Regions from separate parts of the Homo sapiens genome. Here regions 2, 3, 4, 5, 6 and 7 are each linked to region 1. The links are chromatin loops, found by intact Hi-C in ENCODE. Cell type or tissue: endothelial cell of umbilical vein. All regions are shown on one strand.

The links. Hi-C counts contacts between places; a loop is a spot of excess contacts. Peaks named below come from ENCODE experiments on the same cell type or tissue, not always from the same donor. Only the 100,000 strongest peaks of a DNase experiment are listed, where the experiment ranks them.
Region 2: a loop joins it to region 1, with 4 times the contacts of the local background. A loop is called at or near these places in 19 of 110 quality-filtered maps.
Region 3: a loop joins it to region 1, with 4 times the contacts of the local background. A loop is called at or near these places in 7 of 110 quality-filtered maps.
Region 4: a loop joins it to region 1, with 10 times the contacts of the local background. A loop is called at or near these places in 110 of 110 quality-filtered maps.
Region 5: a loop joins it to region 1, with 5 times the contacts of the local background. A loop is called at or near these places in 74 of 110 quality-filtered maps.
Region 6: it touches region 1 in a loop (8-fold over the local background); 63 of 110 quality-filtered maps call a loop at or near these places.
Region 7: a loop joins it to region 1, with 6 times the contacts of the local background. A loop is called at or near these places in 23 of 110 quality-filtered maps.

What each region holds. Positions count from the first base shown.
Region 1 is chr14:61,835,857-61,839,856 of GRCh38, forward strand. The region is part of intron 1 of SYT16 (synaptotagmin 16); the gene reads left to right. Among named protein-coding and RNA genes, the nearest start is that of SYT16, 25 kb to the left of the region's middle. In endothelial cell of umbilical vein, a CTCF peak has its summit at 1,948 (motif pointing left); DNase peaks (open chromatin) are centred at 1,935, 2,975 and 3,825; H3K27ac peaks cover 1,601 bases.
Region 2 is chr14:61,749,326-61,753,325 of GRCh38, forward strand. It overlaps HIF1A-AS3 (HIF1A antisense RNA 3), which reads right to left and starts at 1,772. Exons shown (of 3, transcript NR_144368.1): 1 at 1,560-1,772. RefSeq lists a silencer at 1,794-2,103. In endothelial cell of umbilical vein, no CTCF peak of the experiment used is centred here; DNase peaks (open chromatin) are centred at 716 and 1,816; H3K4me3 peaks cover 1,087 bases; H3K27ac peaks cover 1,895 bases.
Region 3 is chr14:61,559,030-61,563,029 of GRCh38, forward strand. LINC01303 (long intergenic non-protein coding RNA 1303) reads right to left here. Exons shown (of 5, transcript NR_110416.1): 4 at 1,714-4,000. Among named protein-coding and RNA genes, the nearest start is that of LINC03033, 9.5 kb to the right of the region's middle. RefSeq lists an enhancer at 2,558-3,757. In endothelial cell of umbilical vein, CTCF peaks have their summits at 2,224 and 2,424; DNase peaks (open chromatin) are centred at 2,342, 3,022 and 3,972; H3K27ac peaks cover 2,684 bases.
Region 4 is chr14:61,459,927-61,463,926 of GRCh38, forward strand. The region is part of intron 9 of PRKCH (protein kinase C eta); the gene reads left to right. Among named protein-coding and RNA genes, the nearest start is that of PRKCH-AS2, 84 kb to the right of the region's middle. RefSeq lists a silencer at 1,425-1,719. In endothelial cell of umbilical vein, a CTCF peak has its summit at 2,025 (motif pointing right); DNase peaks (open chromatin) are centred at 1,435, 2,015 and 3,125; H3K27ac peaks cover 1,068 bases.
Region 5 is chr14:61,469,931-61,473,930 of GRCh38, forward strand. All of the region lies in intron 9 of PRKCH (protein kinase C eta), which reads left to right. Among named protein-coding and RNA genes, the nearest start is that of PRKCH-AS2, 74 kb to the right of the region's middle. In endothelial cell of umbilical vein, a CTCF peak has its summit at 763; DNase peaks (open chromatin) are centred at 831 and 2,491; H3K4me3 peaks cover 430 bases; H3K27ac peaks cover 3,729 bases.
Region 6 is chr14:61,295,092-61,299,091 of GRCh38, forward strand. It overlaps PRKCH-AS1 (PRKCH antisense RNA 1), which reads right to left. Exons shown (of 5, transcript NR_186042.1): 4 at 3,109-3,425; 5 at 1-639. It also overlaps a transcript of PRKCH not described here. Among named protein-coding and RNA genes, the nearest start is that of TMEM30B, 16 kb to the left of the region's middle. In endothelial cell of umbilical vein, a CTCF peak has its summit at 2,014 (motif pointing right); a DNase peak (open chromatin) is centred at 2,060; H3K27ac peaks cover 268 bases.
Region 7 is chr14:61,267,625-61,271,624 of GRCh38, forward strand. It overlaps a transcript of PRKCH not described here. Among named protein-coding and RNA genes, the nearest start is that of TMEM30B, 12 kb to the right of the region's middle. RefSeq lists an enhancer at 2,287-2,786. In endothelial cell of umbilical vein, a CTCF peak has its summit at 2,126 (motif pointing right); a DNase peak (open chromatin) is centred at 2,167; H3K4me3 peaks cover 314 bases.

The DNA of each region.
Region 1 (4,000 bases):
AAATTTTCCTACCTGGCTCACAGAAACTTTTCCTGTCTTTCTCAATTTACATGTCCCAGGTGAGTAAGACCCACTCTCGTTGGCCTAGAACGGTGGTTTACAAAATATGGTTACTGGACTAGTAACGTTGCCATCACCGGGAACTTGTTAGAAATTTAATTAATCAGAACTTGTATCAGATCCACTGATTGAGAAACCTGGTGGAGCGTAGCAATCAGTGTTTTGATTAGCCCCCCAGGTGATTCTGGTACTTGCTAAAGTTTGAAAACCACTGGTCTAGGGGCAGCTTATCTTTGTATAACCCAGAGGTCAGCTCAAGTCTTTACTCCTGTATCCTTCATACACATCATAGAAATTGAATTCCTGGGGGTTGATTTCTCATGGTACCTTCCACCTCTTTGTGCCTGCACCTGCGTGTGTTTATTGCTCTACTTTACTGCCGGTGGCTGCTCTTGTGTCTGCATTGCAATGGCCCAGATCGGCAAAGGAAAAGGAATCCATTTGCCTTAATTCACACAAACATCAGCAGTCCATTCACTTGAAAGGCATTTGAATATGTAGAAAACCAATTGATGGTTTGGAGGGATAGGAGAAGTTTATATCTTGGTAACATAAACAGTCTAAAATTGAATATTAAATGTGCACCTTCTGAAATCCTGTAGCCATTCTCCTACATTCCTTCCCCAGTCCCTCATTTTCCTTTCTACTCCACCTCCCATTGATTTGCTTTTTTCTCTAGAGTGATTTACTAATTCTATTTGTTTCCTTGTCTTCTGTTGTAATAACCAGGATTTTTATTGCAGACATTACAACCTACTCAACTACCTTAAGAGAAAAGAGTCTCAACTATAGAGTTACATGGCAGCTTACAGAATTGATGAGAGGGCCGGGGAAACAAGCTTGTTAGCCATTCAGTCATAGGTAACCTTTACATCCATTTATTTATGTCTGTCTTAATTTCTTTCATTGAATTTCTAAACTTCTATGAATTTTTTTGTGTGGCCTTAAATTAATACCCAGTTAGGTTTTTATTTTCTGTCATGATTTCATGCAAATTTTCTGATTGCTCTGCAGATTTTCCAATCTCTCCTACCTCCCCTGCAGACAGTACGCTAACCCCTACTGATAGGAGGAGCAAGGGAAGTGATTTGAATATAAGGCCAATTCCCCTTGACTGAGGCAGTTGAACCTGCATTTGATGAGTTTGACATTGAGCTTATCTTTCTTCCTGTTTGAAGACAGGACTTTGAGATTGAGGGGGTTTCAAATGATACCTCTATTCAGTGGTAAGTCTGTGCTGGTGAGCAGGGCCAGGCCTCCTCATAGGTGTTGATCCTAACAGATTTCCATGATTCTCCACTGAGTGGCAGAGGCTGATTTTTTTTTTTTTTTTTTTTTGAGACAGGGTCTTGCTCTGTTGACCAGGCTGGAGTGCAGTGGTGCGATCTTGGTTCACTGCAACCTCTGTCTCCTGGGCTCAAGTGATCCTCCCACCTCAGCCTCCCTAAGTAGCTGGGACTACAGGTGTGGGCCACCTTGCCCAGCTAATTTTTTGTATATTCAGTAGAGACAGGGTTTTGCTATGTTGGCCAGGCTGGTCTCGAACTCCTGGCTTCAAGTGATCCTCCCACCTCAGCCTCCCGAGTAGCTGTGATTACAGGCGTGAGCTGCCGTGCAGCTGAGGCTGATCTTGGAGCTGGGGAATCGGCATCTGAAAGCTGCTAAGGCCTCACAAAGGCTCTTGGAGGGTTTGCCTCTAGAAGATGGGTACATTAATAATATGAGAATCCACCGCTCAGTGGAAAAGTCCTCTAGATACAGGCTTTCCAATTATTCTGTATTGCCTGTCTCCTGGGTTCTCTTTCTCTGTGCATTCCAGAACAGCCACGCCTTGGATGCTATGCTTCTGGCGTGCAGAGTCACCCTGCCACCTTGTGGCCATGTTTGGGAACTGTACTTCCTCAGATGTCGGCTTCCTTCCTATGTCTTTCTCAGTATCCAGCAAAGCTGAAATTGGTCACCCTGGATTGCTTCTGCCTTTAGCTTTTTGAACTAATAGGATTTGAAGAGATACTTCATAGCATACACCAAAAGAAGACTTTCTAATAGCTTTAAACAGAAATATATATGCAAGAAATTTCGTTGCCCCTGTAATGACATCTTGACATATTAGATAATGTGTGTTCAAAGCAAGAATAGGTCAATGTTATGTCTCAAAGCTGTTTCAGGGCTGCTCTGAGAGATACTGTACTTTTCCTGGGGATTGGAGTGAGCATTATGTAGTAGACATTAATTTTAGAGCACAGTTCTCTTTTAGGTCACATTCCTTTATTTTTCTATATTGAATTAACTACCTGACTGGTGGGAAAATTAAATCTCAATCATTACTGATACCCTTTCCCACTCCATAGGATAATATAAGAATCCCAGGCTGGTACAGTGCCATAAATTTGGGATGGGGCCCAGTCCACTCCCCACAGTTGGCTCCGTCATGACCACTGCACATTCCGACATGCTGCTGCTGAAGACATGATCCCCAGCAACTAGGCTGTCAGAGGACCCTCCCAGCTGTTCACCCACTGACGACCACCCTGAGAGAGAATGCACCATGTCCATCTACTGTTGGCTTTCTGGAAGAGCTCCCCCAGCTCCCACCTACCCAGGCACAGGTGGGAACGAGGTCTGTGTTTCTGACAGAACACAATCTCTTAAATTCATTCCTTTCCTGTTCTGGAGAATATTCCTGTCCTTTCCCTTTTGGCATAGGCTTTCTTTCACAAAGCCCTGTCTGGATGGGAACTTTTGTAAGTACCTTGAAACTTCAATTTATTACCCTGAAATTCACAAAATTATTAAAAATGGAGTGTGACTCTTGCTAAGGACTCAAAAACTCCAAACATAAAGTTGTCTATGTTATTGGAAGGGAGAAGGGAAAAATACTGATAGTAGCAATAGCAGCAGGAAGAAAGTACAAATTAATATCTCGATGAATCATCATGCCCCATTGTGTTTGATGTAGGCAACAGGCCTAAGGCTTCTGCAGCTAAATCTTCTCTTTACTTGGGCCATCCCTAGCAAGTGAAAGGGTGTTTATTGAGGGTGTTTCCCCACCGGCCCCCCACCCCCCCGCCATGGTCTAAGCACTGTGCTGGGTTCTTGCAAAATGAAGATGACCTCGCAGCCACAATTACAGAATGGTAATCAAGTACTAAGTGCTAGGAGAGGAATACAGCTGGAGTTCTGTGGGAGTGCTAAAGGAAGTTGCTGTAGTCTAAATGTGCCCTCCAAAATTCATGTGTTGGAAACGTAATCCCCAAGGTAACATTATTGAGATGTGTGGCCAAAGGGAGGTGTTTAGGTGATAGGGCTCTGCTCTCATGAATGGATTAATGCCACTATAAAAACAACTCTTGGGAGTGGATTCATGCTCTGCTGTTCTTCTGCCATGTGAGGACACATCAAGAAGGCCCTCACCAGATGCTGGTACCTTGATCTTGGAGACTTTTCAGCCTCCAGAACTGTGAGAAATAAATTTCCATTCTTCGTAAACTACCCAGTCTGTAGTATTTTGTTATAGCAGCACAAAATGGACTAACACAGAAGTGATGATAATTGCAGGAGGAGTTATATATAAGTCAGGAGGTAACCTATATGAGATGATATTTTAGCTGTGCCGTGAGAAAGCATCTGCTTGGTGGGAAAAGAGTGAGGTGCAGTACATTCAGGCAGTGAGAACTGCACCAGTACAAGTGTGGGAATGCTCTGTGGCTGAGAGTGATGCACGTTTTGGAATTATCTGAGGAAATGAGTAAATGTGAACTGGGTTGGAGCCCAATCACATTTGACCTCATTTGAAAAGCCAACAAAATCGTAATTTATTTTTTAGGCCAGCAAATCACAGTCCATTTTCTGTTGCATTATATTCCCATGCGCTTACTTAGGGAAATGTGCCAGTTCCTCAGGGCTAACTGTATTTCTATGTCTTTTTCTTGTGATGAAG
Region 2 (4,000 bases), 87 kb before region 1:
GAAAACTATTTGTAAAAGCAGATTATGTAATGACCAGGAGTTCAGGAAAATGACTTCTGAAAGCATTGAGAAGGGAAAGCCACGTTAAAGGACAGTACAGCTGGAAGGAAGCAAGTACTTACCCACTGCTCAGTCACTAAGACAACAAGCTCCTTGGAGTGCTTTAAGCTACGGAATAGCAGAACTGGCCCTTCCCAATTTTATGCACCGTCACAAATTTCTTCATAATGGTTTTGTCCAAGGCTTATAACCCAACCCTGGCAACTATAATCCTTACTTTATGAAACAGCTGTATTTCTTTTATACTCATAACCCAGAAAAATGAGAATGTATGTTCTGAGTATAAAAGAAATGTAGCTATTCCATAAAAATACAGGAGAAAAAGAATAAAGCTATTTTAATTTTTTTAATGCAGTATCATTAAAAAACAAACCAAGTTTGTTCTAAGTTTGACTTTAGAGTCAGGAGACTTAAGCTTACATTTCTGGTCTGCCATCTATTACTTTTAGAGCTTGGGTAAATCTTCATTTGAGATCTAAATGCTATATATAGTTCATTCATAGCAGTACCAGATAAGGGAGGAGTATATCTATACAGTATATAGTCTTGAAGAAGTGATCTAAGGCTCGGAGCTTTTGAGGTGGCCATGAGTGACTCCAAAGTCCATGGAGCTAACCACCCTGCAGTGCTAGCCAATCCAGTTGAACATACCCTTTTCTCCATTGTTAACTGTTTGTTTAAATAGCAAACAGAAGGCGGCAATGGAGGTGTGGAAAACTGAGGATCCGATGTCACTTGAAAGTAATGAGATCACATAACATTGAGGGAATGTCCTAAGAGGAGTGGCAGGGCATAAATAGAAATGAATAAAAGTGTTTTCAAGTGCCATTTAGTGGGTTCTGAATTTGAACTAGAGATTGAGATATCCAGTTATGGAGACATTAACTCAAATTAACAAGGTAGTGAATGGGAAAGCACAAACTATAAAAGACTGTATCAATGTATGGTATTTTTTCCCAGAGCTGTTTTGACTTAATGGCATAATAGATATGTTTAAGTTTTTATAACCTCACGATTATCATTCCAAATCTTATTTTCCTCCTAGAAGCCTCTGTACAGAAAAGATGAACTTAAAATTACTCGCTTTGTAGAAACTTAATCTAAAAGTTCAAAATGTTTAAGTAGCAATACCTAAAACAAGTTGCAGAGTAAAGAATCCTCTTTTTTTCTTTTTTTCAACATTAAGATTTGGTTAAATAAAACCTTTGCAAACGTGTTGCCAGCTGGAACCAACAAAAATGTAAAGAAAAAAACTTTTACTTTTTTTTTTTTAAGTTTTCCACTAACCACTTTGCTCACATTTCGTTCCTTTAAATAGAGATGAACCTGTCGTCCCAGATTATTTTACAGAGAAATAGTGAAATTAGTGGAATTCGATACAAAAATAGTCTCCCTGTAGGATAAAAGTTATACTTTACCATAAACCTTCCTATGAACGCCTTCTGGAGCTTTGATGTGTTCACACCTTTCAGAGGTTTGGACATAATTTTTATTCTTACCTGTAGTGGATAGTTTTTCCAAGACGCTGCCCAGACACCCGATCTCCGTGTACTATTGAATTTCGTTTATTCCCTTGTCTTGGCTCCATTCTGGGACGGAGAGGAAAGACAGGTGCCTGAGAGCGGCAGCGGTCAGAGCCCCGCGGGGAGAATACCAAGCATGCGGAAGGTACCCGGCACCCTTCTGTTCCTGGTGTGGCTGGCGCTACATGATGAGGATGCGAAACCCAAGCCAACCCGAGAAACTTCCCGAGCCCCGCCCGGCGCGCGGCAGGCCACGCCTCAGTACGTGCTCGGGCGCAGCACCGCAGTCCCGGGCCCCGCCCGCGGCCCCGGCCGTGGGCTCCAGGGCTCCAGCCGCGCAAGGCGACTTTCGTGTACGCTGTGGGGTGGCTGCTGCCCGCTGCGCGTACGTGTGGGAGCGCATGCGGGAGGCCCTGGCCGCTCCTGGCCTGCGAACGGGCGGCGCCAGGCGTGGGGGGTCAGCCCTGGGCTTTGTCTTCTGGGACTTGTCAAAGTCGGAAGCCTAGTGCTTCCCCAAACTTTGTTTTTTAGATGGGGGGGGCGTGGGCGAATGGGACTTGATGTATTGCGGAAGAGCTGCCTCCCGAAATTCCCAAGCAAATGCTTTGGGGTATGAAGCTTTTTCTTTGTAGAATAGAAAAAGTTGAGTTCTAACAGATTGGATAGTGGTTAGTTATATAATACTTTTTTAAAAAAAATTAGACATCTAATCAAAAATAGAGGAGTTCTATGTTTATTTAAATATATTCCTCTTAAGGCACTCAAAGAGTTCGTTTATTTTAAATAAAGCACGTTGAGATATGCCTAGTTAAGGATCTCGAAACTTTATCCCACTTGGTGCCGTTTTTATTTTGGTGGTTTTGTGGGGGGTGGTTTTTTGGGCTTTTTACTGTTTTGATTTTATTGTATGCCAGCTATTGAGAATCCTTTGGGAGAAGATAATCTTGTTGGACAGAAGGGAGATGAGTGTATAGAGTACGGAAAAAGCTTGGAGCCTTAATCTCTGTAATAATTGGTATGTTCAGATTGCACAATGTATTATAAAGTACAAAGCCAGGTATTTAGAATAAATAACTTCGCCTCTGCATATCCACAGCTCACTACATTTTACATTTTATTTTCATTTGTTTCCTTCAGGAAAATTCATTGTTTGTGGTTTCCTCAAATAGCATTTTATAGAAAGCAAAGGTACACTTTTCAAAAGTAGTTGAGGTGTTTTAGATACTTTTTTACTAATAAAAACTGATCTGTAGCCTCACTTATCATATGTGTGTGTGTTCGTGTCTAATCAGGGAGGTGCCCTTTAATGAGAGTGCCATAATTCTTTTGGTCCTACGGATGCATAATCATTATAGATGGACAATTTTCCATAGAAGAGAGCAGGCTGGTGGGGCTGTAATATTTATCACAAAGGGTCATGCTTTTTACAAAGTAGAGAAACACTGTGTAAAGTCAGACAAGTAGATTAGGATTCTGTGAAGTAAAATCTAATTTTAAAGATCTTTGAAATATTAACATTAAAAACCCTGTTTTATGTAGAGATCCTTTCCAAATATGACTGGATAATATTATTTCCTCTGAAATGGATTTTTAAAAACGGTTCTACATACAACTGCTATGACAAAATCTTTCATAGGCGTACAGAAACAAGCTGGACAGAAGTCATAAACTGTTGCCTGACTCCCTAATCTGCTGGTAGAATATTAAAGCAAAAACCTAAAGAAAGTGAGCTACAAATACGGAAAATTAGAAAGGAGCCAATACAGCCTGGGAGGTACTTTGCATCAGCCTTTGCCTCTTACTTAGAGTTTTCCCAACTGCAAATATTTATCATTCCTGTGAATTTCCTTATCACTTCCTCTTTAGCTTTCTCACTTCTCTTTTTTTAACCTTATAATTTTTGCATGTCTTATCCCTCGTACTAAACTCTTAGTTTCTTCAGAGCATGGTTCCCATCTGACTCATCTTTGATCCGTCCTAAAGCCTTCCACTCTGCATGCGCAAAAACAACTCACACATGATCCAAGGTGGAGAGGATTTCAGGTGTGTCAGAGACTAGAGAAGAATTATGATCAGAGGAACAAAGTGGGGAACAGAACCATTTTCTAGCTCTTCCAGGGAGATCCATTCAATCAATGAGTAGTGTTGAGTGAGTACAAGATATTATTCTAAGACCTCTAGGTGATATAAATATTCTAGAATATGGTGCCTGCTATCAAGGGTGCAGTTAATTCCCATTCTGTGAGGTATTCACAAATTCAACTGTACTTGTGCAAACACAGTTGAAATCTAAATAGAGTTTTTATTGGCCCTTTGAGATGTTCCAAGCCACCGTTACCTTTCCTTTTCATGGACTGTCTCCAGCTTGATAATCACCGTCTCCAGCCCAGGGTGCTCCCCGCAGGCGCCCCAAATTT
Region 3 (4,000 bases), 280 kb before region 1:
TGAGACTGGATCTCACTCTGTTGCCCAGGCTGGAGTGCAGTGGTGTGAGCCTAGCTCAATGTAGCCTCAAAGGCCTGGATTTCCTGGACTCAAGTGATCCTCCCACCTCAGCCTCCTGAGTAGCTGGAACTACAGGCTCCTGCACCATGCCCAGCTAATTTTTTTTTTTTTTTTTTTTTTTTTTTTTTGCTTTTGTAGAGATAAGCTATTGCTGTCAACTCAGGCTGGTCTTGAACTCTCTTAGCCTCAAGCGATCCTTCTTACCTGGGCCTCCCAAAGTGCTGGGATTACAGGCATGAGCCACTGCATCCGGCCAGGACTTTTATTAGTTTTATTATTTAGACAGCTTTCCAGCACAACCTTGCAAATAGGGAAATAGTGAGAAAATCATGGTCTTTGGAACCAGGCAGGACCAGGGTCACCCTGACTCTGCTCAGCTGTTGTCATTGAAGGGGGTGTGGAGATACTGAAACTTCCGTGAACCTTAGTTTCCTTGTCTGTAAAATTAAGAAACCTTAGTTTCCTTGTCTGTAAATTAATAACTAAAACCAAAATATTAACTACCTCAAAGGGTAGTGTGAGGATCAAATGCGATAATGTCCACAGATTGCTAACTAAATTAAGCTCCTTCCTTTGGGGCACATAGAGAACAACTTCCAGGGAGAAAAACAAAACACCCCTGAATTGCAGCTTTTTTGCTTTTAGCTGTGGAAAACATTCCCAGAAGCTTCGCAGCCTCGCATCCTCGTACCCCATTGGCCAGTTTAGCGTCACATGACCATCCCTAACACCAATCACTTGGCAAGGGAAAAATGACAGCCAAGCCACAGCTCCTGAGGGAGCCCTGGAGCCCCTGTTGGCGTTAGTGGGATTTTTAACGCCCCCTAGATGGTTCCAATGCGCAGTCAGAATACCGAACCAATGGCTGAGAGTCTAAGTCTCGGACAAAACCTTAGCCCCCGGGGGCTGGAGAGAGGTTCATTCTCTCCTGAAGGACAAGGATAGAGAACCAAGTCAGGGTTCCGGGAGTGTGGGATCGGGGAGGAGGAAGGATCGCTGTTTATCAGGTAATCAAAAGTGCAGACTCACTCTCCATTCCCAGCTACTGGACAATCGTGGGGCAAAGAGCTCAGTGGGAAAAATCAAAGGCATTAAAAATGGTTATTCTTAGAGATAAGGTGTATAACTATTGGAAAACAGAAATAAAGTCTTGAATTAAGCTTTGAGAAATGGTTCTATAATAGTAGGTGGGAGGGAGAGAGTTAAAAAAGCATTTGCAACTTATCTGAGAGGGTAAGACATGGCCAGTGATACTTAACTGAAGAGGACTGTTTGCCCTGTCAGTTCTGAAGCTCCTGTTACAGCACTGAGTTAAGCCCTGTGAACACAACATGTGTTTATTTATTGTAGACAAACCCTGCCACAAAGCCACAGGCACAGCACACTTCTCTGTTAGGTCTGTATCTCTTAGAATATTAGGACCCTAACTGGGATTCTAGCAACTTACTTCCTGAGGCTCAGAGCTGCCTCCTGGATTCAGAGAGCCTGTCAACAGCGTCTGCTGAGTATATAACGTGGACTGTGAGAAATATGGACTTGGAATCAGGAGACATGGATTTGAAACTTGACGCATTCATCCTGGGCCGGCTGTTAAACGCTCCCAATCCTTGTTCTCTTCCTCTATTAAATGACAATACTAATAACGATACCCACCTCATAAGATTGTGATGAAGATAAAAAAGGATAAGTTGGCTGGGTGCATTGGCTCACACTCCTAATCTCAGCACTTTGGGAGGCCCAGGGAGAAAATCACGTTAGGCCAAGAATTTGACATCAGTCTAGTCAACAGAGCGAAACCTCATCTCTTCAGAAAACAGAAAAATTGGTCAGTTATGGTAGTGTGTGCCTGTAGTACTAGCTGCTCAGGAGGCTGAGGTGGGAGAATCACTTAAGCCCAGGATTTTGAGGCTGCAGTGAGCTATGATAGCACCACAGCACTCCAGCCTGGGTGACAGGGCAAGGCTGTTTCTTTAAAAAAAAAAAAAGAGAGAGAGACAGAGAATAACTTGTGAACTCTTAATTCTTAATACAAATTACATTTGGTTGAGAGATCAGTATATCCGTATTTCCCCATCTAAAGTTCCCATAGCCATCAGTCAAGGGAGGGAGGAGAAGAAGCACTTTCCAGTTCATCCTGGAGGGGGTGGAGTTCAGACACTGCTTCTAAGAGCAGTCCCCCATCTCTTCACTCACCCTGCTTTATTCCCCAGCCACCCTCACCCTCATTTGATTCCATTTGCCCGGAAGGGATGAGGAAAGTGGAACCAAGGATTTTTATTGTTTGTGTTTCCCACCACTGTCTGTCTCAGAGGCAGAACCTGAGAAGTCTGGAATTTCTCCCTGGTCCTCTCTGCACAGCCCCCAGTGCCACCCGTAAAGATGTCCATTCCAAGTGAAAGCCACTGCACTTCAAAAGCAGCAGAGGTGGGTTCTCCTTCATGTTCCCTGTATGTGAGGGAGAGAACCAAACACCAGGGTCAAACAGAGGCACTTCCAAACCTGTGCCTTATTTCTGGGGAAAAAAAAAAAAAAAGTGAGACTGATTCAGTCTGGGACATGGTAGCTTTCTGTCTCAGAAAGCTGGGCAGGACCAGAGAAAGTGGCTTTGTGAAACGCAGGGACAAAGCTAGCTCAGGGCTCTGCTCTTTCTCAGCAGACCATTAGGGGAATCAGGGCAGGCCTTCCCCTCCCAGCTGACTTGGAGCCACACAGTGGCTTCCATGTGACTCCATGGCCAGTGCGACAAATGCATGGCCTTGGCTGAGGAAGCACAGGGGCTGTGGGGATGACTGGATCCCAGGTCCCAGGAGAGATAGCGAGACATGTTGGAAACACTGTGTCTGGAATCTTGTGCTTGACTGCTCAGGAATGCGTGGTCTGGGTAACTTTCTGGTTTGACTTACAGGAAGGTCTGATGGGGGCAGAGCGGGAATGTTGTAACAGCCCTAGATCACCTTGGAAAAATACTGTTTGCCTGCCAGCCCGGAACTGCCATTCCAGGAAGCAGCTGCTGGTGAATCAGCAGCCTCCTCTTTCCTTGTGGCTCCAGGAAGCACATGAAGGGCCTCCCCCACCTCCTCTCCAGGGAGGGAAATGCCCACTAGCCATATACAGGCTCTTCTGGAAGGGACAGAGGTGGGGACTCCATGGCAGACTCTCCATTCCGCCCCACCCCCCACCCCGCAACACACAAAGGGAGTTGGAAAAGGGATGAGAGACCCCTAAGCCTCAGACTCAGGCTTTTGATGTAGAAAATCATACATGGTTTCTAAGTCTCTTGTCTGGAGTTCACAACAATAAAGCTAGGTAGAAATCTCTACACACTGCTTGGCATGGGTTACATTTGCCTCAACATAATGTCTGTCTCTTACCTGCAGATCCAGCCTGGGGCTGAGAAACTCACAGGAGGTTGTCGGTTGGCTCTGGTCAAGCGGCTGTTTGGGCATGAGTGCCATTTGTACTCAAGGTCAAGGGGCAGCCTTAGTAGGTCAGCTGGAAGAGTCTTGGGAAAAGGTAGGGGGACCGTAATGCCAGCTGTCCATTCCCTCCACGGGCCCTGTGGTGCCTCCACCTGGGTGGAGAGTCCCTGCTTTCTGCCTTTCCATTGGCCAATCTCTGGCCTCCTCCTGAGGTTGCTGCTGTCCCTGGAACAGCTTTGGGCTAGTGGACACAGCAGTTATGCCTCAATTTCCCTATAGCTACATGGAGCCAATTAAACAGTGGACGGATTTGGAGAGGTGGATCATTTCAGATTCGCTCCTGGATTTTCACCCCCACTTAAGAGAGAGCTAAGTCTCCTTCTTTCTTCTCTCTCTCTTTTGCTCTTTTTCTCCTTGTGTGTGTCTGACTCACCTCTGTGCGGTTACATTTAAACACCAGTTTAGATCTCAATGACCCACATTCAGCCTTAGTGACTATGAAAGCAAGGCCATGCTCACTG
Region 4 (4,000 bases), 380 kb before region 1:
TCAAGCTCCCAGGCTAAAGCTATCCTCCCACCTCAGCCCCCTGAGAAACTGGGACTTACAGGCACATGCCACCACACCTGGCTAATTTTTGTTATTTTTTTGTAGAGATGGGGTTTTGCCATGTTTCCCAGGCTGGTCTCAAACTCCTGGGCTAAAGCAATCCACCCACCTCAGTCACTCAAAGTTCTGGGATTACAGGCGTGAGCCACTGTACCTGGCCACTTTATTTTTTTAAGACATAATATTAATAGTATATATTGGAAATTGTTTTGTATTTCTATATACCAAGCTGCCTCATTTTTAATGGCTGCATAGTACTCCATTTTAGAACATGACATAATTAATTTAACTTTTCCTCCTCTGTTGCTATGTATTGTGTTCCTAGTCTTTTATTTCAGTCATTGTTGCAGTGAGTCCCCTTGTACTTTTGTCTTTGTGTGCTTATGCTGGTGTTTCTGTATGACACATTATTAGTAGTAGTATTGCTTGGTCAAAGGGTATATGCATTTCACATTTTGATTGAGTTCAATTGCCCCCTCCCCCATTGTGGTTAAAGATAGTGAACGTTTTATTGTCCATGTACCACACATTGTTCTAAGTGCTTTATGTCTGTTATTTAATCCTTATAGTAACCCTCTGAAATAAGTTCTGTTATTATCACCCCATTTCACAGAGGAGAAAAGTTAGGTACAAAGAAGCTTAGTTCCTAAGTGGCAGAGAGCGTTTGAAGCCAGGTGGTCTGACGGCAGAGTCCAGGCAGGCTCTTCCTATTTGCTGGGCTGCGTCTCTAAATTCACACTCCCAAAGCTTGAGTGAGAAGGTGCATTTCCCCGCCTTCCCATCATGGCATGCTCTCTGTCATTTGGATCATCTCAGAGTTAGAAAAATGGTATATTTGAAGTTCCAACTTGCATTCCTCTAACTGTGAGTGAAGCTGGGCGTTTTCATACATTTCAGGGTCACTAGTATTCAAATCTGTGTTGGGAGGGCCACATGCAGCCTGGAGAATGGGTGGAGCAGAGAAGTCTGGGAGCTTGGTGACAGGACGCACTGAAGGAGATACATGGCTTGGACTCCCACGCCACCCCAGCGTTATCAAGAGAAAAAAAAATGGGGAGGCAGCTAATGGCTTCGTGGGCCTCGGCTCCCCTGCGCGCCTCTCCCTTCCCCTCTGCTCCTCATTGGTCCTCAGTGGCTCTTGATGGCCCTGGAGCCCATGCTGCTCCTGCCCCCATCCTCTGCTTTCCCTCTGCTGGATTGGTCCTTGGTTCCCCTGGAGCTCCAGTTCTCCCTGCCCCACACTGCTCCCTGGAGTAGCCTTGAAACGACTTCCTTGGCTGGGCACTTTGCCAACGTAAAGCCCCTCCCCTGCCCTCACCCCCTTGTTGGGCTCTTTTCTTGGAATAGAGGAGTGGAGTTACAGCTTGAGGCTTGAGAGGGATAGCTGGTAGCTGATACTGGTTGCCCGCCGGGGTTTCAAGCGCCAGCCTCCTGAACACCACCATGAACACCATGAGTCAAGCCGCAGAGCCAGGTGACCTCTCAGATCTTCTTCCTAGGGCCTGAGCCAAACATCACATGGTTTCCTATGACATGAGGTTAGATCATCTTCACCAGGTGGTAACCTTTGAGTCAAGCAGTCAACTGATATTTAGTGAGCTTACCTGGTCTTGCAGCAGCAATGGTTCCAAGTTACTACTGCTGAAGCAAAGAAAGAAGTATCTCATACCTAACAGGGGAATTTGATCTGTAAAAGGAAATTCTGGTGATTATAAGCAAAGATCTCATCAACAGATCATGTTATGGTAGAGTAAAATGAGGAAGTAACCTGGAACAGATTGGGAACCCAATCAATATAGCATATGCAATCAAAATGTTCCAGGAAAATGTATAAATTCTACAGTATACCAAAATTTTAGCGGCCACATGAGATTCCCAGTGTTTAGTGGGTGAAGCCTTTACTAGCATTGAAGTCTATTTTTCCTAGTGGAAGTTTTATGTTTGACCACAAGGTGGCAGTCATTACCGCAAAGTTACTTTTATTTCTCCACCAGAGAAACCAAAGGCATGGAACTGCCATTGCGGTTTAAGATGTGTGTGTTGTAGTAGATGTCTCCAAAGCAAAGGATAAAGGGAATGTACCCCTGCTTTAGGCTAAATGATAAAGAAGTAGTGGGAACCCACTTCAAAGAAGCAAGTGAGGCTGGGCGCAGGCAGCACTTTGGGAGGCCGAGGTGGGGCAATCACTTGAGCCTAAGTGTTTGAGACCAGCCTGGCCAACGTGGTGAAACCCCGTCTACTAAAAATACAAAAAGTAGCTTGGTGTGGTGGTGCATGCCTGCAATTCCACCTACTCCAGAGGCTGAGACAGGAGGATCGCTGGAACCCGGGAGGCAGAGGTTGCAGTGAGCCAAGATCGTGCCATTGCACTCCAACCTGGGTGACAGAGCACGACTTTTTCTCAAAAAAGAAAAGAAAAAAAAGCAGCAAAGGAGATTTTCTAATGCTGAGATAGAGGTATACAATTTTAGTTTTGCTGTCGTTGTTGCCTTCTTTGAGGTTTGCAAGGTATCGGACTCCACAGTACACATAGCATTTGCTCGCTGTGCATTCGTCTGTTGGAAGTCCTTATTTACTGTTGTAAAACTATCCCCATTTACTGTTGGAAAACTAACTATAAAGAACAGAAAGTGTTACTTGCTATGAGAAGTTACAGCAGAAAGATGCTTACTTTTTAGCTGCCCAGTGTTGCAGGCCCTGGCTTCTCAAGTAAGATGCTAATCAGTGTGTAATGCTGAACTGTGACAGTCTCCCCTGGAGAATTTAGGAGTGAGAGGGGGTGTTGGAGCCACTCTACCTGCAAAGCATTTCATTGTGAGGGCCTTTGTAAAAACAGCACTCTCCTCATGCAGCCCTGTGGAATCAGTCTCTCTGAAGCCCAGAGCAGGGCAGTAACTAGCCGAGGATCCCTTAGATTGTAAGTGGCAGAGACAAAGTTCAAGTTTAGGTCAGGCTGACTCTGACTCCATATGTTGTCTTATTCCGCATTTAGTTGGTTGATTCAGCCTCGGCTTAAGCACCTCCTATCTGTCTTGGCTCCCCTCCAACCTGACAATATGGAAATGGCATTGCCCTTGGGAACAGAAAACCTGAACTGTGTTTTAGCTTTGTTTTCCACCATCTAAATGGCTTGAGTCTGTCCTAAAATTCCTTTGACCCTTAAAGTTCTTATCATTAAAATGAAAACAGGATCGCTGTGAGGGTCAAATGAGAGAATGCAGAATATTTTGTACAGTGCGAAGTGCTGTTCAAAAGTGAGTCAGTTCAACTGTGGTGATGACCCCCTCCATCCTCACACCAAAGGAAAAATGTCCCAGGGCTTCCCAATGGCCAGCCCAGACACCCACATGGAGGGGACAGCAAACATTGAGAAGGTAAGTATTTTATAGGTCCTTTTGTTCTTGGCAAAAAGGAAATAGTAAGCAAATTTCAAATATTTGATAATTTATCAAGATTGCTACAAAGGTTTATGAACCCATAGATTATTTCCCCTTTTTTTTTATAATCATATACACTGCTTACAAGTATATAAATGGGCATCCTTATCTGTTTCTGATAGCACTGCAAATCCTAATAGTTTGTGACTAATTTGATAACCTGTACTAAAACTCACAAAATGTATACTCCTGGATCTGTTTTTCTGATAATCTGGACTACAAAAATAATATAAAGAATAAAATGTTATTCATAAAGATGTTTAATTTTCAGTGCTTTGTTTATATATATTTTTTTGGTCAACATCTCTCTAATCCTCCAGCCTCTGGTAACCACTATTCTATTCTGTTTCTATGAGTTTGGCTTTATTTGATTACACATATCAGTGAGATTAAGCTGCATTTGTCTTTCTGTGACTGGCTTATTTCAAATAATACAATGTCCTCCAGGTTGATCCATGTTGCAAATGACAGGATGTCTTTCTTTTTAAAAGCTGAACAGTATT
Region 5 (4,000 bases), 370 kb before region 1:
CCTGCCCTCATGAAACTGACATTCTTTGGGAAGCTTATAAGCCTGAAGCTCATGAACAGATTGTTCATCTTATAGTCTCAGCTGGTGACCCTCCATGGCAGCTGCTCCCTGTGGCAATTCCTGGATTTTCCTTTCAGACAGGCTCAGAGCCGTCATCTGCTTGAAGAGTCTGGGGGGCTTGTCTGAAGCTGCATTTGCATATCAAGTGCTCCGTTATATTTTTTGTAGGATGCAGTGAGATTACTGGGGGGAGGCGTAGCTCGAGTCCTTGGTCCTTGGTACTGTCTCTGGTTAGTGGTGGGTTCTGGGTCACTATTATAGGGGTTGGGAGGTTTAAAGCAAGAGGCAGAATGGCAAGAGTAGCAGCCCCAGTAGGCTGCATTTGCTCCCGTTGCCACTTGCACGATCTTTCTCATCCCGCTGGCAAGACTAGTCTGTTCACTGGCAGCCCCTGCATCAGGCTGTGAGGACGCCCTGTCTACCTCCCGTCTCCATCCCTGTATTAACCCATGTGCTATCAAGAGCGACTGACTCTTTCTTTACAAGGTTCTTTTTCCTTCCTTCCCCGTAAGCTAATAGTTTGGCTCAGGCTCGCCAGCAGACCCTCCCCTTTTTTGCTGGAGGGCTTTGGCATGCCCTGTCTTTTCTTTGGGGCCACCCAGGGAGTTCCTGTTTCCTTTCTGTGGGAGGCTTCCAATTCTTAGTTATAGCAAAAGAGCCTGTATTTTTTAGCTCACTCCTGCCCACTTCTGGTCTTGAATGACTTATGGCTTAGGTGTTACAAATGGGAGTCCTGGAACTCTTCCCAGAATCTCTTAATTCCATTCTTGTGGTATATGACGTTCTAAACATTAAAATGATGTAATATATAACTCCCAACCAAAACAAAAGAGGAGATCCCTGCTAGCCAAATTCTTCCCTCCTCTCCATACACGTTTTTCCGTCGCTGTGCAGTGAATCCTGGGATGTGTTTGTCAGTCAGCTTCCTTGTTCTTCTGGCTCCTCACTCCCCAGGGACCACCGAGCCACAGACTCCACGGTTTTCTCTGAGGGCATGCGAAGTGGAAACTAACCTATCCCTGCAGCCAGCCCAGACCTTCTACAATCATATCTACCAGTGGTGAAAGGCAGTTCAAGATGAGTTGGACACAATCAAGAAAAATAGGGAACAAATATGTCATAGCTCCTCTCTGTCTGCTGTCTATAGAAGGAGGCTAATAGCAGCAGATCTGGTGAGGGCCAGTGGCCCATGGACCTGCCTGCCCCAAGGCAGCAATCATGGGAGTGGGGTCAAGGAAACACTAAGGAGGTACACCTGATAGGACTTTTTAAAGAGGAGTGGCCAGGGTTCTGGCCGGTTTGAAGCCTGGAGAGAATGGAATGGCATGAGTTCAGTTTTGGGGACATTCAGTGGTAAGACTGGTTTCTGTTTTCTCTTCTGGAAGCTCATAGATACAGGATCTGCTCATTCACTTGATTTGTGCCTCTTATTTGGGCTTCAGGACACATCTCTGGCCAATCGCAATTAAAACACCATGCCCAGTTAGCCATCATCGCCACTCAGAGCTGTCTGCTTTACCGGGCTAAAAAAAATGATCTTTATCACCAGTTGTAAGTGACTTAAAAAAAAAAAGTACCCTTCCACATTGCTCAGAACTTTGCCGTCACCTTCTTGACCCTCACCAACAGGTCAGGTTGTTTTAATAATCTAGTGGCTGGTAAGCTTTCATCCTTTACAATTAAAAAAAAAATCACTGATTTGCATAATGCAGTGCCATTTGCCTACTTTGTTGGGGGTGGGGGCTGTCCTGTTCATTGTGGATGTTTAGCAGCATCCCAAAATACCAGCAGCACCTCTCCAGTTATAACAACCAAACATATCGCCAGACATTGGTTCCCAGGGGGGAAGAATCTCCCCTGGCTCCCTTACATGACTGTCAGGTGATTGTCTTTGGTATGAAAAGTCAAATGGGTTAGACGATCACTTTTCTTTTTATAGAAGCCAAAGCCAAATGTGTCAGACCTTCTTTATGAAAATATAAGCGTTATTTTTTTTCTGAGTTTGTAGAAAGGCAAAGTTCCTGTTGGGGGCTCATTACAGCTGTTGGTGCCTGCACTGACAGTGGCATTGTTAGGGATGGAGCCCCTGAGCTCGGGGGAGACAGCGGAAGCGTGCAGCGTCTGTTTAATGTGAGTGAGGGCTGGCATGCTGCTGGCAGCTCTCAACAGTGAAGCCTGCTGCTCGATAAGGCATTATTATCAGAGCCTGGGGGCATCCAGGGAGCAAAAGATTAGCTGACTGAGCATATATCTAAAATGGGTTATTTTTAAAAAGCAAGCAGTACAAATACTGCAGCTTGTCTTGTTTTAGCATTTAATAATTACACTTTCACTTTACCAGCAAGGCATTGAGTCAGTGGCATTTTATGAAAAGCATCCTCCCAAACCTGAACTTTGTGAGTCAGATTCCCATCCTGTGTGTGGTACATGTGGTTGGATTGTACAAACAGATAATCAGAGTTTTGCAAAATGTTTCCCAACCAGCATGGGAAAACGTGCTGATAGCAATATGATTGGGCTTTGAGGGAGAGCCACTTGCTGGCTTTTTTTCTTTTGTTTCCCATACATGGAAATGCCATTTCAACTTGAAATGTGGATACCTTACCAGAGGATTGCTTGAGCCCGGGAGGTTGAGGCTGCATTAGCGAACTGGGACTGCACCACTGCATTCCAGCCTGGATGACAAAGTGAGACTCCTGTCTCAATTTTTTAAAAACCCACACACAAAAAAAACAACAAAACAAAAAGTAGAACCTTAAATGCTATCTTAAGGCTGAATAGTCTCTAAATATTGAAAGTAGACCCTAGCCAAAAGAGACATTACCTGTTTCTGTAATATAATGAATGGTATTAGTGTACTTATCTTGCATTTTAAATTCAATTCTGTAAATGTTTATGGAGCATGCATTATGTGCCAGGGATGAAGACACAAGAACAAAATGTGGACCTGCCTTTTAATTGCTTACAGTCAAAGGTCATGATAACACCATGTGATGGAGAGAAGAAAGTCATGATTGATCCTCGTGGAGGTTGGAAGGACTTCCCAGAGGAGGGGCTGTGTGAGCTGTGTTTTGAAGATGAATAGGGATCTTATAGTCACAAGAGGAGGGCATAGACTCCCAGACAGAGGTAACAGCAGTGCAAAGGCACAGAGGCTTAAAATTGCAGGATGTGCCCAGGAAACCCCAAATGACTAGATGAGGCAGATTTGTAAGAAGGGAAATGGTGGTGGTTGGCGGCGGGGGTAGGGGGGTGGTGATGAAGAAGCAAAGTCATAATGGGTCTGATGTCCTTTGCTGAGGAGCTTAGACTAAACTGTTTAGGTAAAAGGAGCCAGCAAAATCTTTAAGTGAGGGAGTAACATAAGATTTGCATGTTAGAAGGCTCTCTCTGGCTGCTATGTACAGAGGGAGGCTAATGGCAGCAGATCTGGTGAGGATGCTGGGCCCGTGATCTGGGAACTTGCCTGCCCCAAGGCAGCAATCATGGGAGTGGAGTCAAGGAAACACTAAAGAAGTAGACATGATAGGACTTTTTAAGTGGGAATGGCCAGGGCTCTGGCCATTTGGAAGCCTAAAGAGAATGGAATAGCATGAGTTCGGTTTGGGGGAAATTCAGTGGTAAGATGCTTGTTTGTCAGAAACACACTTGAGATGGGAGATCAGTTTGGTGTCATCCATGTCCTCTTGGTAAGTGGAAACTATAATATAAAATCTTTCAGGCCAGGTGCAGTGGCTCACACCTGTAATCCCAGCACTTTGGGAGGCCAAGGTGAGTGGATCACCTGAGGTCAGGAGTTCGAGACCAGCCTGGCCAACATGGCAAAACCCTGTCTCTACTAAAAATACAAAAATTAGCCGGGCATGGTGGCACGCACCTGTAATCCCAGCTACTCAGGAGGTTGAGGCAGGGAGAATCGCTTGCACCCGGGAGGCAAAGG
Region 6 (4,000 bases), 540 kb before region 1:
CCAGCCTCAAATGATCCACCTGCCTCGACCTCCCAAAGTGTTGTGATTACAGCCATGAGCCACCACGCCTGGCTCTTGTACCTATCTTCTAAAAAATAATGTAATTGACATGCAGTTGTTTTATAAACAGAGAACATGAAAAAGGATTCTGTATTTTAAAAAAATTCAAAAGAAAAAATATCAAAGAGAGTCCTGTGGTCTCTAAAGAACTTCCAGGTCTGAAAGACTGGTTTCAGATTGCCATGTTGCACAGAATTACTGGAAAAGATTTTTAAAAACATCTCCCCTGGGAGAGTCACCAGGTGATACTGATGTTGTCAGTCCCTGGCCAGCTAGAGGACACAGCCATGTAATTTAGCTATTGACACATCTAACTCCTCTGCCTCTTACTAAATATGGGACCTCAGGTTACTTGAATTTAATAAAAAAATTTTGTTTCTCCTGAGCGGCAACGTGGAATAGTAACATGAAGGATGGTAGTGAGGCTTAAATGGGGTAATGCCGAATCCAGTGCCTGGCACAAAGTAAAGCCTAGTAAGTGATACGTTGGTCTCCATAGCATCTAGCCCATGGTTCTCAACCTTATCCATAGGTGATTCCATACCACACGTCTTCCTTCTTCTCCCTTTGCAGCATATTCTAGACCAAGAGGAAGTAAAGAAAGCAATGGCTTAGTATGGCTGTTACTGTTGCTGCCCATTTGTGGAAATCATTGTTTCGAATGCTCTCTGCATAAAGTGATAACCCCCGATAAATAACTTATATTTTCACCCTTTTTTTTTTAAACCCTTTGCTGGTTTTCTTGTGGCTTTCCCATTATGGTGGAAATCCCCCTTAGAATTCAGGTAAGCCTGGAAGTTCATTCAAGAAACATTTGCAGTTGTGCCTGAAGCGGTCGGCTAGGGATTGATATGATCTTCATTCCCCAAAGAACTTGAAGCCAAGTGGAAAAGACAAATCAGTAAAATACCAGTTTCCACATCATAACATGTTAGAGGAATTTTTGTTGTTTTGAATATCTCACTTGCTGGGAGAGAGTAAAAGGGTAAACTTTATTTTTAAAATTCCTTTTTCAAATAGAGCAGGATATTTAAAAAGCAATTCTTATGGGGGAGTTACCAATTTTGTATAGAATATGGTTCAAACCACTTCAGAAGGGCTGAGATCAAAGAGCCTTAATCTTGAAGAGGTCACAGAGCTATGAGGCATTGTTCTTGGGGTAGCAAGCTTGGCAGCTCCTCGGGGGATCGGCTAAGCTGATACACACCCCTGCTCCTCCCATCCCTTCTCCATGTGTGCTGTACCACTTCCACACTTATGCCCCCAGAGTTGGGTGGCAGTGTGAGCAATGGAAAATTCCTTTGACCCCAGAACTGAGCTGTGAAGGTCATGCCACGGGGTGCATCTTTCCAAAATAGAACCAATGGATCTCAGCTCAGCTTCACTTTCTTTCTCTAAAGTCCAAGATACGTTCAGTAGCCCCATAATCTCCTCTGTCTTGAAGGGCTGCAGGGAGAATGGTTAGAATAGTCATTTTCCATGCAGAAGACTGGCCATCTGCTAAACTTGTAGACATCAAGATAATATCCTTTTATCTATCCCCCTAATCTTACCCTCCCTTTAAAAAACTATCCTAAACATATTATTTCATCCAAGGTATTTCTAATGATTTTGTTTCTGTGGGAATAGTGTATACGCATGAGGAACCCTATGTATTATAGTTTCAGGTGATTGAAGAGTGAAAGTAGAAAGTTGTAAAGTGCATATAAGTTATGGTTTCAGGTTTGTCATGAATTATTTTAATTTAACATGTGATCTGTAGTTATCTATGCAATATGATCATTTGTAACTCACATGATTGTAACTCACATGACAATGACTAAGGCAAAGATAAAATTTTTGTAGGCAAGGGCAGTTAACTATGCAATTTTGAAGCTTGTAATGTATTAGATTTTACTATTTTATTATTATTTCAGTTCTGATTCCCTTTCTTCTTCTTTTGGCTTATGGTTTGTGACCATTAGATGGCACTGTGCATCTCAAATATGGAAAGCACTTGGCATTCAAATGCTAGGCTATGCAGAAGAAAGTAACGTGCATTAGTTAATATTTTCATGCTATGGTTTCAATCAGGGTAGAAACATTTTATTTTTCATATAAAATTTGCCAATGTTACAGTTTATTAAGGAGAAATCCAGAATGTAATTCCACAGTCTTATGAAACTTACCTTGCATACAGAAACTATTCCTTTCTGTGTGACACAAGAATAATCCCTCTCAAACTTAGACTTGGGCCTGGGGCTCCTGAGTCAAATGAGAGAATACAGTTCCTTCACCTCCACTTCAGAGCATTATGCTGCTGATTTTCTAAGAATGTTGGTGAACTCATATTTGTCTGCTGCAGTGGTCTCCAACCTTTTTGGCACTAGGAACTGGTTTCATGGAAAACCATTTTTTCATGGAAGGGGAGGAGATGCTTTCAGGATGAAACTGTTCTACCTCACATAATTAGATATTAGATTCTCATAAGGAATGTGTGACCTAGATCCCTTAAATCCGCTGTTCAGGATAGGGTTTGTGCTCCTGTGAGAATGTAGTGCTGCCACTGATCTGACGGGAAGTGGAGTTCAGGGGGTAATGCTGGCTTGCCCGCCACTCACCTCCTGCTATGTGGCTGGGTTCCTAACCGGCCACAGGACTGTTAACTGTTCGTGGCCTGGGGGTTGGGGACCCCTGGTCTAGTGTGTTCTGTCATTTGTAGGTCCTTATCACCAGAAGCATTTGCTTACAAATAGGACGCAAATTCATTTACAAATTACAAATCATCTGAGGTGCTAGTCTTAACTCTAGAAAAGAATAAAATTAATTGGCTTTCAATCCCAGGAGCTAGCTTTTTTACTCTCATCTTTAATCAGCTAATGGAAGATGATGTTACTGACATTTCATCCCCAGACTTTGTCCCCTACATAGCACAGCCCTTGATACACCAACAATCTCTTTGTTCCCCTTAATCTCCAGCCTTCTCTCCTACTGTACAACCCCTTCACTCCAGAGCTCTGCCTGAGGCCTTGTGTCCTCTCCTTCTACAACTCCCCTGAGCAGTCTCACCTGTGCCCAGGACTCCAGTTCCTTGATGGTGTTAACGTTTCCCAGTCTGTATCTTCAGTCCATGCAGCCACTTCTTCCACTTGGATGTCTTCAGGCACTTCTAAACTTAACTCATCCAAAATAGTGCTCACTATGCCCAACTTCAAACTTAGTGTTCCCTCTCTCAGGGAATGCCGCCGTCATCAGTGACATGCCCCATGCAGAGATCTGAGTCAGGATCAACCTTCTCTTGCTCTCATCCCTCAACTTACCCAGGGATGAGGGGAAGAGCCAGGATTTGGAACCAGGAAGTGCAGCTCCACATCACGATCCCTAATCTACAACATGATAGAGAAAACAAATAAGATACATATTCATTTACAAATTACAAATTATCTGAGGTGCTAGCCTTAACTCTAGAAATGTGAAACAGATTTTCATTATTTTAATTGAGGATACTAGTATCTATTTAATAAAACTTTGTCATGTGGCCCTGTTTCAGTACGTAGATATCTGAGAGTAAGAGGGTAGTTTTTTTGTTTTTGTTTTTGTTTTTACCAAAACTCTTTTTTTCCTGCTTTTTACTGTTACCAGCGGTGAATCCCTCTGGGTCTGCAGCAACCTCAATTCTTGCCTCCTCAGAAGAAAGAATTTGACCAAGGGGCATAAAGCAGAAAGATAGTGCAAGGCAAGTTTTAGAGGAGGAGTGAAAGTTTATTAAAAAGCTTTATAGCAAGAATGAAAGGAAGTACACTTGGAAGAAGGCCAAGTGGGCGACCTGAGAGATCACGTGCATGGTTTTACCTTTTGACTTGGGGTTTTATATGTTGGCATGCTTCTGGGGTCTGGTGTCACTTCTCCCTTGATTCTTCCCTTGGGTTGGGCTGAGATAAAAGCACTATCTTATGTTCAA
Region 7 (4,000 bases), 570 kb before region 1:
AGTGAGAGCATTTTAAAAATTCCATTTTCTTCTCAGAATGGATTGATAGTGCAGGCAGTGGAAATTGAGTGAATACACCTTTTCAGTTAATGCCATCTTATGTCATCTGGTTTTGAATTCAAAAGCATTTTTTCCACTGTCTTGTTGTTATGCTGTATAATTTATTGAATTTAAGATGTCGAGAATCATAAGATGCACCATTACGTTATGTACCACTAAGAAAAAAAATGCTGCCAATTAAAATATCACCTAACAATTTTTTACATTTTTTGCACTTTATCCTTATTAAAAGGGTGCTTTTATATTTGTTTAGATAGATTTTTCTTACGTATCATGCTTCTGCTGATATGAAAAGAAAAATATATTTAAAATAAACTAAGCTTTATTTTTGCTAAGATTTTCCTAAAATTCCTTCATGTTCAGAGTCCAACTCTTCGGAATCCCTTAAAGACAGAATCTTCAATGTCTATGTTATTGTACACAATGCAGTGTTTTGCCCCAAATATGACAGTACTGCACAATGACAGCTACATCCTGACCATTACCTGGCTGACAGTGAGTCTGTCTAAGTGCCAGCAATTGTAACATGCCATGGATTGTGAGAAGCCAAGACTTTGATATACATCCTGATTTTAGAAATGTTAAAATGTGGGGGGAAGTGCAGCTTAGAATGGAAGAAATATTTGTTTTGGTATTGAAGAATGGTACCAGCTTCACTTACACACAATTTTAAAATAGTTTACAAAAATTTATATTTCTGGCCGGGTGCGATGGCTCACACCTGTAATCCCAGCACTTTGGGGGGCTGAGGCAGGTGGATCACCTGAGATCAGGAGTTCGAGACCAGCCTGGCCAACTTGGTAAAACCCCGGCTCTACTAAAAACACAAAAGAATTAGGTGGGCATGGTGGTCCATGCCTGTAGTCCCAGCTACTTGGGAGACTGAGGCAGAAGAATCACTTGAACCCGGGAGGCGGAGGTTACAGAGAGCCGAGATCGTACCATTGCACTCCAACCTGGGTGACAGGGCAAGACGCTGCCCCCTGCCAAAAAATATATATATATTTCTTAGGTTCAATATCAACCTCAAAAAGTAGGCAAAGTTTAAATCATTCCCACCTAAAGCTTTTTGCTTTGATTGAATGACTGTTCCAGTACAAGCAATTCAAAGCAATTCATAGAATGCTAACTGGGCATACTTAATTTTGCTTCTGGAAAGACTCTGGAGGCTTTCTGCTCCAGAAAGAAGTGACTATTGTAAGTGTATCAGTCAGTCCATTAAGCTGTGAGTCAGTTTCATACAGTTCCTGGGAAAGGCATCTGCCAATATTTATTGGTCTTCCACTTAAAAAGAAAAATATAGTTTCAAATATAAAAAGACATATTCTTCCTATTTGGCAAAGACATTTGGTGAAAAGAAAAAAAGTGGCAGTCTTTTCCATTTTTTGTGCCTATGCTTATGACAAAGTAAATGACGTGTACTTTTCCAAAGTTAGAGCCAAAAATTTTTTCTTTATGACATAGTTGTAAAACTAACATATTTGTGAAAAAGTTTTTTTAGAGAAAAAAGAAATTTGTAGTAACCACTAGAATCATATTGCAGAAAATATTATTTGAATAAAAATTAATGATAAATTTTTTGATCACTTAATCATAATGTATAGAAAGTCACAAAATTGTCATAAAATTTATAAACATCCAAACTTTATTTACTCCCAGGAATTTTAATTAATTAATTAATTTTTATTTAAGTTTTAAGTTCAGGGGTACACGTGCAGGTTTGTTACATAGGTAAACTCACGTTATGGGGTTTGTTGTACAGATTATTTCATCACCCAATTATTAAGCCTAGTATCCATTGGCTATTTTTCCTGATCCTCTCCCTCCTCCCAACCTCCACCCTCTCATGGGCCCCAGGGTGCGTTGTTCCCCTCTATGCGTCCATGTGTTCTCATCCTTTAGCTTTCACTTATAAGTGAGAACATGCGGTATTTGGTTTTCTGAGGAGCTTTAATTTCTATAGCTACTATTTACATGCACATACACAATCCCCTAAGAGCAGATTTTTTTTGCTGTCGTTTGCATTAGACCCAAAGGTAATTAAATGCTGGTGATTCTGTCTATGTCCAGCGGAGGGCAGCAGTGCACATCTTTAGAACGGGATTCTCATTACAGATTGGACCGACAATCAACCTGAGAAATTGTACGCTGCGTTCCGTGTCGCTGCAGTCAGGCTCCGGCCACAGGTCCCGTCAGGGGCAGCGAGGCCACGGCGAGGTGACTTCAGGGGGCCAGGTGGCAGAGTTGAATCCTTTTCTCAGTTCTGTAGAACGACCTTCCCCAGTCCCCGGGTGTACAGCGCAGGAAAAATGCAAGACTCTATGACATGCAAAGGGGCTGGCACTGAGCCCACTGCTTGGCTGCTGAGTTTACCTTTGGTAGTAAATTTGAGGAAATGTGGCTAAAATGCTACTTATTCCCTTCCCAAGATTTCTGTCTTAGGGTTAATTTCTACTTAGATTGCATGGCCTCCCGCTTTCTGCTCTGATGAAAGACACTGAGGTTGGGCATGGTGGCTCACACCTGTAATCCCAGCACTTAGGGAGGCCAAGGCAGGAGGATCACTTGAGGCCAGGGGTTCGAGACCAGCTTGGCCAACATAATGAGACCCCTGTCTCCACAAACATTTTTTAAAAAGAAAAAAGACAATGAGGAGATGTCATGGCTTTGGTGCTATGAGTCTGTAATACAAAAGCCATCTCTCCACGCTAGCAGTGGCCAGGATTTTTCCTCCCTCATACAGTGTCTATACTCACCAAAATTCCAAGGGGACTTACCTGCAGGGGCTCCTGTGTTCTTTTGAACTTTCCACTAAAATGGAGTGCACTGGGCAGTAGTCCACCTAATGTCATTTTTGTTTTTCAACTTAAAGAAAACACATTTAAAAATTATCCAAATTTCTTAATGAGGTCGCAAATGCTTAGGAATGAATTATTCTAACCTTGTGCATTACTTGAGTCTATAGAAGCACTGGATGCAACACAGAAAAAAGTAGACTCTAAAGGTATCATGATGCAATGGCTCACACCTGTAATCCCAGCACGTAGTGAGACTGAGGAGGGAGGACTGCATAAACCCAGGAGTTGGAGGCCAGTGAGGCCCACATAGCAAGACCCTGTCTCTACAAAAAAATTTAAAAATTAGCTGGGTGTGATGGCATGTGCCTGTAGTTCATGCTAGTCAGGAGGCTGAGGTGGGAGGATCACTTGGGCCCAGGAGGTCAAGGCTGCCGTGAGCTGTGATTGCATCACCGCACTGCAGCCTGGGTGGCAGAGCAAGTCCCTGTCTCAAAAAACAAAAGCACAAACAAGTAAAGGTGTCATGAAAGTTTAAGTCTTAGACTCCCTGGCAACCTTTTCATCAGCGCAGAGTAAATTCTCCAGACTGTTATTATCAGTGCTGAAGAGTGTATACAATGTGTGCACAACTTAAGGAATAATAGCAAGATGGACACTAGTGTACCCACCTCCCACAGTATTACTAGTACTTTGATACACTGTTTGCCCTCCCTGCCGCCATTCACCCCCTCTCTCCCAGGGATAACCACTCTCCTAAATTGTTATCTTTTCTGTGTTTTTCATTATAGTATGAATTTCTCTCTATTCTGTTCCATTGGTCTACTTGCCTACCCTACACTAAAATCACCCTGTCCAAGTCACTGAAGCTTTCCAGTGAAGTCTTCAGTTCTGGTAGGTCAAGTGAAATCCCCCTCCACCTTCTCACGCCTTCAACTCCAGTTCTTTTTCAGGGCTGTCTTGACTATTCTTGTTCCTTCACAGATTTAGTCTTAACATTCATGATTAATCATTATTTGCATAAAAACTAAAAGAAAATTAGAGGATGAGAAGTTGACTCCTTTAGCGAGCCTCTCAGTCGGCCAACCTGGTTTGAATTCTGGCTCTCTATACTGCCTGTGCTGCCTTAGACTAGTTATTTAACC